Regions from separate parts of the Homo sapiens genome. Here regions 2 and 3 are each linked to region 1. A link is a loop called in an ENCODE intact Hi-C map of the cell type or tissue named here. Cell type or tissue: dorsolateral prefrontal cortex. All regions are shown on one strand.

Region 1 (5,000 bases):
CTGTGTCCATTGGGAAAATTCTCCTTCAATAAGGGTTTGTAAGAGCTTTTTCTCTCAAATTCAGCTCTTTTATAAAGTGATGATAGGCATTGCATTTCAGAACCTTTAGCTCTTTAACAAAGTGTGGCAACATTGTCGACTTTTATTAGAGAGTTCTTAATAGTTTATTGTGCAAATGAGGCCAATTAGCCAATCTTGAAAACAGGCATATGGATCCATGTATACCATCTGGGTTGTGCAAAAAGTTCAGAGTGTACTATGTGGAGTGCATTAGGCGAAGATCTGAGAGAGTTGAGATTGATGAAGTGGGAAAATGGGAGGTTGGTGCAAGCGAGCTATATGTAACTGACATCCATTTATTTTGTTAAGGTCAATGTAGAACCTGTTTTTTGGTAGGTATGTCTTTTTTTTCTACAGCATCTTAAAAACTATACATAAAATTCTCATCAATATAATTCTTACATTTGTGAGCATTTACATTAACAAAGCCTTTTATGCACATTCTTGCCTTTATTTGTCACAAAACCCTGTGAGATAGGGAGGTCTTATCACTCCAAACGCTTGTAGTAATGAGGACAGAGGTGCTTGAAAAAATTAGTGGTTGAGGAGACAGAGTGCCCTTGGAGGTTTCATTGGATAGTACTTCTTGAAGATGTTTATATAAAGGACCTAGCAAGTTTTCAACCTAAGTGGATGTTTTTGTTTTTGGTATTTTTTCCCACCTCTTAACACTTGCCTGCTCTAAATGTCTGAATTCTCCAGGGTTACTGAGCAATCCTCTGCTTTTTAGGCATCAGGTGTTGCTAGTGTAATATCTATAAATTTAGTTTTTAAGTTTTCTAAAGCTAATGCTTAAGGCCTTCTTCAGAACATTTTACAATGGTTTATTGCTTTTAAAAAATAATTGTGTATCAACCAGGATTGTTCTAGTACTCTTATAAATTTTTATATATTAAAAGAGACAATGTTTTCTAATTTGTTAAACTCCAAAAAATGTAGATATATTTTATGATTTCTCCATTTTCTCCTTCTCCTGGCTTTCTTTTTGTATAATGTACAGCTCTCCCACTGTTAGCAAGGAAAGTTTGAGTGCAATTGGCTTCAGCGTAGGAATTCTGATTGGGTTAAGACGATAAGTCATGCCTATCTTCCCAGCTGAGATTGGTTCAGGAATGGACCTTTAACCCCGTTTGAGCCAATGACAGGGTGAGTCACAGGTGAGAGAACTTCAGGAAGAGACACTCTTTTCCCCAGAACAATGTGGTTCAGTGGGACCCTATGAGACACGAACCTGCTTAGATTATTTTGTTACCACAAGGAAATAACCTGGATGAACTGAAAATATCAGGTGAAACTAGCTGTCCTCAAGGACTAGATCCATGATGACATCTTTTGGAACTAGAACTTCTGGATTTTTCTATTATGGGAGCCAATCCATTATTTTTGAGGTTTAAGCCACTTTGGCTGGGTTTCCTACCTTATACAATGTGTATTTAGCCCTCATAAAAGCATGTGCTAGTTCCCTTCTCTAATTTCTCTCTTTTCCCTACTCTCTTCCATGACCTGTCAGAACTGGAACCTGAAGGCCATGTTCATGGCTATCTCCAGGTTTTACCTGCTGTGCCTACTTAAGTAAATAAATATCCCATATTGACACTTGAATAAGTAAATATCCCATGTCATATATTTGTGAAAGAGTGATGATGAAAGTAATATTTAGCCTACAGATTGTCGGGAAAATCAAATGAGACAATGATCAAAAAAGTACCATACCAATATTAATTATCTTTCTGAACAGTGCTAATTTAATCTAGAAATTGTTGTCAAGCCCATTTCCACTAATTTCTTTCCAAAGAAAAATTTATAATGATCTAGTAATAGACCTATAACCAGGAAGAAGCAAGAAGGGTTATGTGCACATAGGTCATAGGTAGAATAATAAAACTCTAGTGTCATAATTATTTTATGTGCGGCCTGATTTAATGCATTGTGGAATATTCCACTGAATGAAATCATCTTGCAGACTGTAAGCAGCAGACTAATATTAAGAATTAGAATTTGTACACTGTGATTGATTATATTACAATAATTTATTTCAAAGTAGACATCATTATATCTCATCTAGAATTTCCTTCTAATGTAAGAAAATGTTTCTGAATGGTAAATTTGCTCAATTTTGCAGCAGCTGTTTCTGAGCCAGAGACCCTTGCAACTCCCTGGGGCTGGAATGCTGGGGGTTCTGGAAGCTGGGCAGCACCCTTTGACTCCAATATAGAGTGGGCAAGTGCCCTAGGCTTTCCCCTCCAGCCTAACTGTTGTCTACCCCAGGTCTACCATTTTCAGGAAATGCTACACAGTTGCATAAACAAGTTCAAAACCAGCTGCATTTTTCTGGTCTGACCGAATAGGGCTGTTTAACATGGAAAAGACATTTACTGGTGAGTCCGCCTTTGTAGTTAAATTCATTCCGATTGCCCCATCTTGTGGAAGAAGGAAAAATAGCTAGATTATTCTCCCCTTTGGGTGTATACCCTAGAAGAAAAAAATCAACCCATTTATCTCTCTTTATCTTTGTCTATAAGCTCTTCTCTGTCACATGATACATCCCAAATACACGATTCTGAAGAAAGGCCTGTATTCCTCACATATTTGCAACCTGATCCCCTTTCTTTACTGATAGGAGACCAGTATGTGATGGTTGCATTCAGAAGTGCTAGACAGAAATTCATTGCTGCAGGGGAGAACTCGAACTCTGCCACCAGAATGTAGGCCCAAGTCAGAATCCATTTGTGCAGGTCAGTCTCTCAACCTGCTGAGTTATTCTCAGAATCCTGGAACAACAGTGATCACTCTATATCCAGGTATTTGAGATACTCTCCTCTTCTTAAGCCAGCCTACCTTGTATTCGCTCACTGGTACATGGATGTCTATTCAGTGGAAGAGTAGATGGAATCAATTCACGTATTTGTTCATTCACCAATTTACTTATTTATCCATTCATTCATCCTCTTAACATTTTTTTTATTTAACATTTATATGTTGAGAATCTTCCATATGCCGTGTACCATGCTAGGTACTAGGGAAACAGTAATGGGCAAAACAGCCACATAATCTACCTTTATGGAATTGGCACTTTTATTGGAGCTGGGTACACAGATACTAATTAAAGAATCAGACACATATATAATTGAAAATTGTGATAAGTCTATGGAGGGGCATTAAAGGGTACTATGAGACCATAAAAGAAAGACCTGATGTATGGAGCCTGACCTTTCAGGATAAAGGGACATTTGAGCTGAGATCTGAAGAGTAGACACTAAAGGAGAGACAGGGGCATGTGGCAAGAGCATTACAAGCAGAGCCTGTGAGCTGGGAAGAATGCAGTGGCTGCAGCAGAGAAAAAGGAGAAAGAGTGGCTCCCAAGAAAGCTATAGAAGCAGTCAGAAACCAGATTATGTTGGGCTTTGAGGACATATTAGGAGTTTGGCCATCTGACCACATGGGTTGCAAATAGAAAACACTGTTCTTTCATCAAACGAGGCCGATTTAGTCTGACCTTCCTTTGCTTTGGCTCACAGCAGTTGTGACAAAGGAGCCAAACCAGTGCTTTCTGGGTGTCCCTATCTCCTTCTCGGCCAGCAAAACACGATAGGTTCCACTATTTATGCTGTGCCCATCCATTGCAACCTTTGAATCACAACTACATCTTTATAAGTTGCTGTGTAATTTCTCAAATTACAGTTTCTTTATGGGGGACCTCTACGATTTACCTAGCACCTAAGGGTGTTTGTTTGTGGGTACAAATGACTGTTGATTCTGTCTCTAGGCGACAAAGAACAGCTTGCCTCTGCAAGCAGTCAGCCTGAAAGTTGCACAACACTGACATCTGCTGCTTGTATGCAGTTTGAGATTGTACCGGGTCAGAAAGAGTAAATGTAGTAAAACTAAATGTTTGAAAATGTTGGGCAAACGTACACACACACACACACACACACACACACAGGTGGGTGCACACAGCTCCTCTACAGCCTATGGTCTTGTACTTCTGATTTTTCAATAATATACAAGAATAGAAGGCTAATTTCAACATGATGTTTTCTTACTGTCAATATTTGCCAATTGGACAAGGTGTTCACATGATGGAAGATGAAGTTTCTGCTTGGCTTTAGAGGAAAAACAATTGACAAAAACCTAGATCAATGTTTTCACTTAGCAAATATTAATACAAGGCATAGAAATAAATGAAAAAAGGTATCAACTTTCATCATAAAAGCAGCTTAATAATAGTGATTTTGTGGATGACATATAATATTTGCATAGTAATTTACCATTTCTAAAGCATTTTAAGATGTCTTTTCACATTTCCTCAGTCATTCAACCATTTATTCACTATATAATGAGTGCCTACTTTATGTGAGTCATTAGTCTAGACTGCAAGGATTCTCTTGGTCCTGGCAGGGTAATTAAGGAAGAGTACAGCGTAACACTTAACCAAGTATGCATTGGATTCAGACTTGACTGCTCTAAGTGTCCATGCCCTTGTGTGTTAAATGGCCAGTGATAATAACAATGCCTATCGCATCAAAATGTTGTGAAGATTAAGTGAAGATAATACATGTAGAACATTCACTACAATGCCTAGTACATCACAAGGTACTTATGGAACTATGACTTTAGGTATCCCAATTTTTAATGTAGGAAACAAAAGATTTTCAGCTTGACAATGTTTCGTGATGACAAAGTAAAAAATGGGTATGCAGTTTATGAGTTTATGACTGGGATATCATGAGGGTTAATGGAAAGGGGTAGGTTGAAAAGGTTAGAAAGGAGGGCTGGTCCTATTCTCAAGGAAATCTGGTGTCTAAGAAGTTTTGGCTTCATTGTTTAGGGAGATTTTAAGGGAAAGCTGTTCTCAGAGTAGTGCTTTAGGAATATAGGTTATTGGGGTTAAATGACAGGAAGGAACAGAGACAGAAAGCAGAACCATCAGTTAGGAAGTT
Region 2 (5,000 bases), 120 kb before region 1:
GAAGTATGGTGCTGGCATCTGCTTGGCTTGTGGTGAGGCCTCAGGAAAGTTACAATCACGGTGGAAGAGAAGGGGAAGCAGGCGTCTCACATGGTGGGGGCAGGAGTGAGAGAAACACTGATGGGGGAGGTGCTACATGCTTTTTAAATAACCAGATCTTGTGAGAACTCATTCACCATCATAAGAACAATACCAAAAGGATGGTGCTAAGCCATTCATCAGAGACACCTCCATGATCTTATCACCTCCCTCCAGGCTCTACCTCCAACACTGGGGATTACAATTCGACATGAGATTTGGTGGGGACACAGATTCAAACCATATCATGGTGTAAATAAAAAAGATGGGACATAAGCATGGAGCTGTTGATATCTTTCCGTCACGAAGAGATAAGTTATCTAAGAGTGAGACCACACTAGAAGAAAAAAACAAACTTGATGTGATGGTCCTAATGACACTGTTTGAGTTCCTGGATACAGTCATATTTGCAGCCTCATATATCTAGCCATGAACTTTTCAGTTAAGTGAGCCAATCTTTTGTCTCCTTTGTGTGCACTGAATCACTTGAAGGATTTGTTAAAATACCTATTGCTGTGCCCCACCTCCATGTTGGTCGAGGGAGCTGCCTGTGAACTTGCATTTCAAATGATTTTCCAGGAGATGCTGGTGCTACTGGTCTGGGAACCACACTTTGAGAACCAGTGGCTTATAATCCTTTTTTTTGGTTTCTGCTACTTGTAACCAAAATGTCCTGACTGATACCAGAAGATCTTTCTAAATGAGAAAGAATCTCATTCTTTGAAGAATTAATAGAATAAGATCAAAAAGAGTGTATGGGACCTAGTCAATAAGCACTTGAAAAAATGACATGGCCACAATTCATGGGGACCAATCTGACACTTTCTTTAGGGGGTTTTCCATTCTGTTTCTACTCACACCTGATCCCTTTTTGTGGCTAAAGGCAAAGCCAATGGAATATACGACAAATGAGCAAAAACAGCAGGACTAATACGTGTTTTATCAAAGACTTAAAATGCATGCATTGAGAAGATGCACATTTTTTCACTCTGATCCAGTCTGTCAATAAAATGCTTTTCATGAGAAACATCAAAGCCATTTCATCTGCAAATTTCATATTTTTGAATCCCTTAATCTACACTGTTGACAAAAATTTCTGTCAAGTGCCTCAAACCATTGTATTAACAAATTTCGTTTTGTCAATCATGATTTGGCCTGCTTGCAAATGCATTTTGTACTATTCCGCTCCATCTTGCAGGAAGAATACCTAACAGGCAATGCCTCAATCTTAATATTGAAAGCAAGTGAAGAGGGAAAGTAAAAGTGGTGTCAGAGCCTGTTCATTTAGCACATTGATCAGATGTCCCTGTGCATTTTAACTAAATCCAGCTTATCTGAAGTCTTCCCTGGGTAGTGCAAGCCACAGTGAAAGTAAGGGTATTATAACTGATGAAATCACACAGTGTTGTTCATACCTTTCTGTTTGGCCTTATTTGTTCATCACAGCCTTTCTGTCTTTACCTTCAAGACTTCTTATTGCGGTTAGTTCTGGTAGCTTGTATCACCGTTCACAAATGTCCCTAATTGCAAATTCAGGAGGATGGCATCTAGATTCCAGTGTCTTCTGATTCCACCATAACTTCATTCTAATTATCATGTCACTAAAGCAAAGAATGGTCACTAATGTTTTCCAGAGATGCTGTAAGAGCATCTTACTGTTTCTGCTCAAGAGGAAGCTATGGTGGGTGATCTCAAGCTTGAGATGTTTGTTTTCTGCTTTGCTTCTTCCTAATTCTTGGTGAAGGATGATAAGAAGAAGAGAAAATACTGAATCTCCTGACAGCCTCTGACATGCTAAATTGCTGTTTTTTTAAGTACTTCAAAACAAGAAAGTCATAGGCTAAGGCCATTAGTTCAAGTTATGTGGATCCCCTGTGGACAATTTGCAGATGCCAATGTATCCTGTAGGGAATTAGACATCTCCTTGAACTGCAGAGAAGAAATGCTCATTGGCTTAAATATTGAGCAATTTGAATTCAAGTCCTGACTCCACGTCATAATAGCTATTTGACCTTGAGAAGTCACTGGACATTGCCTTGCCAGGACATCTCCTCACCTGCACAATGGCGCTAAGAGAACCATTTACCCTGCAGACTTTCTAAGCTCCTGGAGATGTCAAAGGGGAGGACTTTATAAGCCAAAGTTTAGGGTGATTGTCAAGTGTTAGATATATAAAAGCCTGCATTGGATATTGTTTCAGAAATGCTACTTTTAATTTCACTATCTTAGAGGAGGCACTACGTTCATCTCTGTGGTATAAGCCAATGGAAGAGTGGTGATGAAGTTTGAGAACTTGCTGCAAATCTCTTCAATATTTCCCTTGCATATGGCCTGAAAACCTGCTCTCAGGTGATCTTTGGAGTGTGGCATGTGAAGGAGAAAGACCACATATAAAATGTGTTGATAAAGGTTTCTGTGGGGAAGTGCATGTATACACCACATTGGTTTCCTCAATGATCATCATTAGAAACAGAGATAGATAGGTCTGATGCAGGAATAGTTAAGACCTGACACTTAGAATCCTGCCCTTGAAGAGCAGGTAGCAGAGGGCAGCCGGCAGGTGGAACCGATTGCCTGTATGTCTAAGGGAGATAAAAGGCCACACCAAGGCCTAACATTTTAGTTTCCAAAATTTTGCTGTCATTCATTCCCTTACCAAGGAAGAATCATCTCATATCTGAGACACTTTGGACCCCAAACTATGCACAGGGACAGTGGTCACTACAAAAGCTCTATGGTGGCCAAGTTTGGGTGGCTATGGTTTTTTCAATGGAACCCCGTGTCCAGAATTACGGCAAGGATAGGGAGGTCTGTGTGTTTTTGTACATTCCTTCTCGACCCTTTTGAGACCTTTTCAAACTTCTCTTCTCCACACAAAACTACCTTAGCTCTGGTCCTCACTCTTCCCAAACGCTTTTCATTTCTAGGGCCATCTAAATCCATGCTTCCAGCATGGCAAGTGATGTGCAGCTAATAATGACTTCCTGGAGCTCTCAGCTCCAGATTTGCTGTCTGAAGCTAAGGAAATCAGTACACTGTTAGGAAGAAACAAATCAATTACAATAAGTGACAAACAAACAAACTCCTTTTTCTCAGAAGCCAAAGCTTGTGGAGTGAATTACAGAGACAAGAGCCTTCTGGGCTAGTGGTTTCTGGAGAATCGGCTTCAGGATGGATGTCCACAGACATTAGGAGGAAGCAGGCCTGGGGAAGACCAAGGGTAGAGAGAAAAGTAAAGTGGTAGCCTCTCGCCACAGGTTCTGCACATTCTATTGCACGTAACTGACTATTTCCCAGGAAACATTTGCATCAATCTTTGGTTTCTAGAAGCAGAGACAAGCCCACAAAAATAAACTACTATGTTGGATAGTATGGCAATCAGGACTTTTTAATTGTAAATAATGGATAATATCTCCCAAACTAGCTTATGGGGAAAAAAAATAAATGAAACCCTCTTGGCTTACATACCTTAATCATCTAAGGGTAAATTTTACATTTGGTGCAGCTGGATATAAGAGCGCATGCTGCCACTGATGTGATTTTTTTAGTCTGCATTTCTCGACTTAGTTTTATCTTTGGAGGACTCACTCGCAGACAGGTTTCTTCTCATAGAAGCAAAATGCCTGCTTCTGGTTCCCAAAGTCACATCTTACTAGTTTCAATTCTGGCAGAAAAGTGTTGGAGACTCTATGCCAAGCATTCTCAGAAAAATTCCTAAAATTCACTCTGATTTGGGTGGCTAGGGCCACATGCTCACTCCTGATGCAAAGACCATGTGAGGAGGACTCAGTCCTCTCACTGGCATAAGCATGGGTTGTATATTCCACCCAGAAGGGCTTAGGAGGACTGAGATGGAGCAGGTGGGAGAGTCACTGAAAATCAGAGCTGATGGCATAAAAGCCTTCTTTCAGTCATGGCTTGGTGTTAGAACACAAAAATTTCTATTTTAAGCTGAGAGTAATCAATCACATGATATTCAATGCTTAGAAGACGGTTGGAAAGGCTGAGATCAGGCTCCAGGAATGACTTTGAAAAGAGTAAACAGACTTAGCTCACATAGGGAATGGCCTCTCTTTCTACCCAGGAAACTGGAGAATTGACACACTGTCCTACAAAGTGCTGGCTTCTGTTCATACTCTCTTCGTGTGATCCAGGAATCAAGAAGCCACCATCAGAAACATTGGTTCCAGAGCCATGACACATGTGCTGAATCCATACCAGCAAAATGGCACCCTCCATCCTGCCTCATGATACCCACAATGCTAAGTCCCTTCTGTGGAACTCTACTAGCCCGACATAGAAAAATCAAATATTGTTGTGTCAACTCTAGCCAGCAGAAGCAGTGGAAGCATGGCTTCTCTCTCACTGCCATCTTCTAGGTCTTGTGCATCCCATTGGCCAAACCTAAATGATATCTTGAAACTTGGGGGGGTCTAAGAAAAACAGCATTTAGCTTTACAGCATCTGTAGCCACTAGAAGGAGGGTGAAATGGAAGTTAAATGGTCATCGTCATGGCCACCATGGAGGGCCAGTTAGGAATGTCTACCATAGGTAAGATTTAAATTGCACACAAGGCCTCTCATGGATATTCTCTATGCTAAACACTTCTCCTGGAGGAAACCATTTTGCTAAGGCAAAGCTGCCCAGACCCATGGAGGAACAGATATGCTGCATAGGAGAGAGTCACTCATAGGCCACCATGGAAGCTCAGTGAGGGGTCTGCTGTATGCACCTAGCTGGAGAAGAAACCCAAACATATCAACGTGGGGGGAACATGAAGTTCATATGATGCCTGGCTGGACAGAGAGCAGCAAACCATGGAGTAGAGAGCAGGCCAAGAAGGAAGAACGCCAGGCTGCCTTGACTACACACCCATGGCTGCTCCTGGGTCTGGTGACCCAATCTAAGACTGTCACTGTGT
Region 3 (5,000 bases), 840 kb before region 1:
CTGCCTGATCACCCCGCAGCAGCTCAAACCCCTAGGGGGAGCATGCAGATGGGCAAGTGCAGAGGCCGAGGTGAGCACTATTGGGCTCTGGCCACATGGCAGCTTCTAGGGGTGGGTGTCTGTGACTCCCAAAGCCCAACTGGGTGTGTGTTACAAAGCTCTTTCAGATTTGCTGTCTACAGATGGCTTGTGTGTTAATCAGCTCAATGGACCTTCTGCCTTACACAAGGGCAGAGGGCCAGTGTGACAGCCTTCTGTATCCTGAAAGAATCCTGAGCTCTTGCCCAGTATCCCAAAAGAATCAGATCACACATGAGCTTGAAGGATGAGTCCAAGATGTTATTGAAGGGTGGAGGTGGCTCTTAGTGAGACAGATAGGGAGCTGGATGGGGGATGGAAGTGGGAAGGTGGTCTTCCCCTGGAATCGGGCCGCCCAGCAGCTGGACTCTTCTCCAACCTCCCCTAGCTGAACTCCCCTCGGTGTCCAGACGTTCCTCCTCTTCTCTCTTCCTCTGCTGCATCATTCCACTGCTTCTGGTCTGCTAGTCTGCTGGTCTTGATGTTCAGCCACTTGTGTGTGTGCCCGCTAAGGTCTCTGGTTTATATGGGTACAGGATGGGGGGTGTGGTGGACCACAGCGGTCTTGGAAAATGCAATGTTTGGGTGCAAAAACAGGAGTGCCTATTTTCACTCAGATCTGTGGGCACAGGACCAAGGGTGGAGCCCTCACCAGAGACCCTGCTCTTTTCATGTATCATTATTATTATTATTATTATTATTATTATTATTATTATTATTATTATTGTCATTGCTATTAATATCACCCTAGTTACCCCAAGTATACAACCAAAGGAAATAAACTTGCAATACAGCTGGAGAAAGAAAAGAAATAATTTATTCTTGGGGTAGTATTTTTTCCTTAAAATTTCTTTTTCTTCTCAGCAAACTGATACATGCTTATTAGGGTTTTTTTTTCCAGTTGCTATTTACTTTTATTTTATAAGACATTTCTGTCCCCTAGGCTGGAGTGCAGTGGTGAGATCATGGCTCACTGTATCTTCAACATCCTGTGCTCAAGTGATCCTCCCACTTCAGCCTCCTGAGTAGCTGGAACTACAGGCATTTACCACCATGCCCAGCTAATTTTTGAATTTTTAGTAGAGATGGGTCTTGCTATATTTCCCAGGCTGGTCTTGATCTCCTGGACTCAAGCAATCCTCCCATCTCAGCCTCCTAAAGGGCTGGGATTACAGGCATGAGTCACTGTGCCTGGCATTATTAGAGAAAATTTGGAAAATACAGACAAACACAAAGAAGAAAAAAAGTCATCCTTATTCTATTACAGATGACCATTGTGAATACTTTGGTGCATACCCTTTTGGTTACATAGACATGCACACACACACACACACACACACACACACACACTCTGTTTTGTAATTTTTTTTCCCACTATACAATCTGACCATGCCATTAAATGTGCTTTTAGGACATAATTTTAAAAGAGCTGTGCAATATTTCTCTATATGATAAGTGTCAGGAAAGAATTATAAGCCATGTAACAAAAGACCCTGGGAGGTTGGACCCTGGGGGATTGCAAACTCCTGCCTCTTTTAAGGGTCCTAGGTACATTTCCACCTGGAGCACGGGCAAGGGCTATATGACCTCTGGAGGGCACTAGGTTTCCAAACTTCTGAAAACAAGAAATCCTTGCATATCCTTTATATTCTCTTCCTTCTGCTTCCGTCATCTCGTGTTGCTTCTGAAAATTTTTGCTCTCGGATGCTTTGAAGCTTCTGGAAATTGGTGCCTTGGGGTTGGTCTGTACACGGTCTGGGTTTCAGGGCCAGCTGCAGATGGCCTGTCTCCTGGACCTACTTTTTTGTCCCCAGTTGAGTCCTGGATACCCATTAACTTCCCTGCACAACACAAGCAGCTACCAGCAGATGGTGCTGTGAGCAAGTGCGTCTGCCTAGGTGTGATTTACACAAGCCCTTGAAGGCTTTAAATATTTATCCACAAAATTCAATAAAGCTGTTCATCAAATCTAATGCTTAGAATTTGGGCAGCCCATGAAAATATTATAATATTTTGCCCGAGGTTCCAGAAATCTCTTCTGTATGGTGTGTTTGTGTATTCAGATTTCTGATATTTGTTTATCATCAGCGGGAAGGAATTCATGTGACACATTGTAGGTTTTTTGCATGAGAGCAGGCCTGGGAAATCTTTGTAAATTTTTTCTCCAGATATTGCAGGGATTGCAAGCTCCTTACCTGACTAGGAGGTCCTTGAGGTTAGACACTGGGTTTGATTCTTCTTTGTATCCTCAACATCAAGCAAGTGCCCGGCCAAGAGGAAGTGCTCCATGAACAAATTAATTCAGGGAGGGAGCAGATGGATAGGTTATTTTTTCTTTCAAACTGTGTGTGTGTATGTGTGTGTGTGTGTTATTGTCCTTTCTCCCTCCCACCACTCCCGCCCCCAGAGGAGTTTGGAAATGCATCTGGTTGTCAAAATGATTGGGTGGATGGATGAGTGAGAGGGGGTCTCCACTGCTATTTAGTGCACAGGATCAAAGGACATTGAACATGCAGGAGACAACATGCAGCTCCCTCTTTAAGAATCCCTGTATGGCTTCTTTGTAGCTGGTGATGTTACACAAGCCACATAACTTCTCTGAACCTCAGTTTTCCTTATCTGTGAAATGGAAACATAAACATTAGCCTGATTAACCCATAGGAGTGTTGTGGGTTTCAAATAAGTAACGTATTTTTCAGCACTTTTTGCAAATTATAAAGCATTATATGGCATATTGACCTTCTTTGGTCCTTGGGGATGAATAAGCCTGGCCTCATTGACCATGGTGCTGGAACCAGCTGAGGCCCAATTTGTACAGGTAGGAGTCAAACCTGTATCTACCTGAATCTTCAACATCTCAGGCACTAGTTCCACTCTCCTTCCTGTTGCTTCTGTCTCACATCAGAACCGTCTTTGATTCCTCCTTCTCTTTCATCCCCAGAGTCCAATCCCTCAGCAGTCATATCCATTTTACATTAAAAACTTAGCTCAAATCTGTTTCTTATCCCCATCTTCCTTACTTCCACCCTAGGCTAGCTGTGGCTTTTGACCTCCTGAGTGAACCACTGAGTGAAACCAATCTCAGAGCTTCACTCTTGCCCTCTGATATGGATTGGCTCTGTCTCTCCACCAAATCTCATGTCAAGATGTCATCTCCAATGTTGGAGGTGAGGCCTGGTAGCTACTTGTGTTGTGTGGGGAAGTTAATGGGTATCAAAGACACAACTGAGGACAAAAAGGCAGGTCCAGGAGGGACAGACCATTCGCAGCTGGCCCCAGAACTCAGACCCTGTGCAGACCAAACCCAAGGCACCAATTATTGGGAGCTTCAAAGTGTCCGAGAGCAAACATTTTCAAAAGCAACATAATATAAAGGAAGCAGAGGGAGGGAGGATATTAAAGGAAATGCAAGAATTTTTTGTTTTCAGAAGAGCTTTGGAAACCTAGTGTCCTCCAGAGGTCATGTAGCCCTTGCCCCTGCTCCAGGTGGAAATGTACCCAGGACCTTCAAGAGAGGCAGGAGTTCCTATGGAGCCTGCAGAACCATGGGCCAGTTAAACCTCTTCTCTTTATAAATTACCCAGTCTCAGGTATTTCTTTATAGCAATACAAGAGTAGACTAATACACCCACCCTACAACACACCTCTACACAGCAGCACAGCGACCTTTTAAAGATGCACACTGGGTTCTGCCACCTTTCTGCTTAAGACCCTCCATGGACTTCCCATTTCCCCTGGAACTAGAGTCACTCTTTCTGTTGGCGTATGAAGGCTCGCAGGTTCTGTTCCCCCCTAACACCTTCTTGGACCTTATGACATAGCACTGTCTCCTTGCTCACCACAGTGCTAACTCCCAAGCTCTTTTCTGCCTCACGGATTTTGCCCTTGCCTTGCTGTTCCCTCTATCCAGAATGCTCTTTTCTAGGTCTTACATGTTTTCAAATCTCAATAGGGGAGTCAACCCTTGGAAAGACTTCTGCTGGCCTCTCCATGTAGGTTCTATCCTATTATCTTATTTAATTTCTTTTCCAATGCCATCACTCTCCAAAATTACTCCATTTGCTTTTATCTGTTTATTAGTTTACTCTATTAAAATGCTATTGCCATGAAAGCAGGCACCTTCTTTGAGGTGTCCCTGCTGTGTTCCTAGAACCTGAAACACTGTCTAGCACGTAGCCAGAGTTTAGTAAATGTTTGCTGATGAACAGAAGGGCGGTTCTGGCTCAAGGTTTCTCATGGGGTGGTTGTCAGGCTGTTGGTCAGGGTTTAGGCTTGACTAGGGCTGGAGGATGCACTTCCAAGATGGCATGCTACATGGCTATTGGCAGCAGGCTTCAAGTCTCTCCAGAGTTTCTCATGATACTGAAGCTAACTTCACTTGGAACAGGTAACCTGAGAGAGAGCGTATGAGGGGAAAGCTGTGATGTTGTTTATGATCTTGTTATACATTGTCACATCTGCAATATTTTTTCTTTCTTTCTTTCTTTTTTTTTTTTTTCTGTTTTTGAGACAGGGTGTCACTCTGTTGCCCAGGCTGAGTGCAGTGGCACAATCAGGGCTCACTGCAACCTCGACTTCCCAGGCTCAAGCAATACTCCTGCTTCAGCCTCCCAAGTAGTTGGGACTATAGGCACATACTACCACACCCAGCTAATTATTTATTTTTTTTGTAGAGATGGGGTCTTGCTATGTTGCCCAGGCTGCTCTCAATCTCCTAGTCACAAGCAATCCTCCCGCCTTAGCCTCCTAAAGTGCGGAGATTACATGTGTGAGCCACCATGCCTGGCCTGTTTTTTGTTTGTTTGTTTTAAATATAAGTTGGGATTTGAAGGTAGAAGAATTAGGTCACATTTGCCACATTTTATTTGTTAGAAGAGAGTCACTAAGCACAGCCCATACTCAAGGGGAGGGCAATTAGATAC

What was found. Peaks named below come from ENCODE experiments on the same cell type or tissue, not always from the same donor. Only the 100,000 strongest peaks of a DNase experiment are listed, where the experiment ranks them.
Region 2: a loop joins it to region 1, with 3 times the contacts of the local background. A loop is called at or near these places in 14 of 110 quality-filtered maps.
Region 3: it touches region 1 in a loop (13-fold over the local background); 45 of 110 quality-filtered maps call a loop at or near these places.

Annotation. Positions count from the first base shown.
Region 1 is chr16:52,067,482-52,072,481 of GRCh38, reverse strand. All of the region lies in intron 2 of LINC02911 (long intergenic non-protein coding RNA 2911), which reads left to right. Among named protein-coding and RNA genes, the nearest start is that of LINC02911, 7.5 kb to the left of the region's middle. In dorsolateral prefrontal cortex, CTCF peaks have their summits at 2,291, 2,494 (motif pointing left) and 3,879 (motif pointing left); a DNase peak (open chromatin) is centred at 3,861; H3K4me3 peaks cover 365 bases; H3K27ac peaks cover 1,867 bases.
Region 2 is chr16:52,185,212-52,190,211 of GRCh38, reverse strand. No RefSeq gene overlaps it. Among named protein-coding and RNA genes, the nearest start is that of CASC22, 71 kb to the left of the region's middle. In dorsolateral prefrontal cortex, no CTCF peak of the experiment used is centred here; no DNase peak of the experiment used is centred here.
Region 3 is chr16:52,909,702-52,914,701 of GRCh38, reverse strand. No RefSeq gene overlaps it. Among named protein-coding and RNA genes, the nearest start is that of CHD9NB, 140 kb to the left of the region's middle. In dorsolateral prefrontal cortex, a CTCF peak has its summit at 1,948 (motif pointing right); a DNase peak (open chromatin) is centred at 1,931.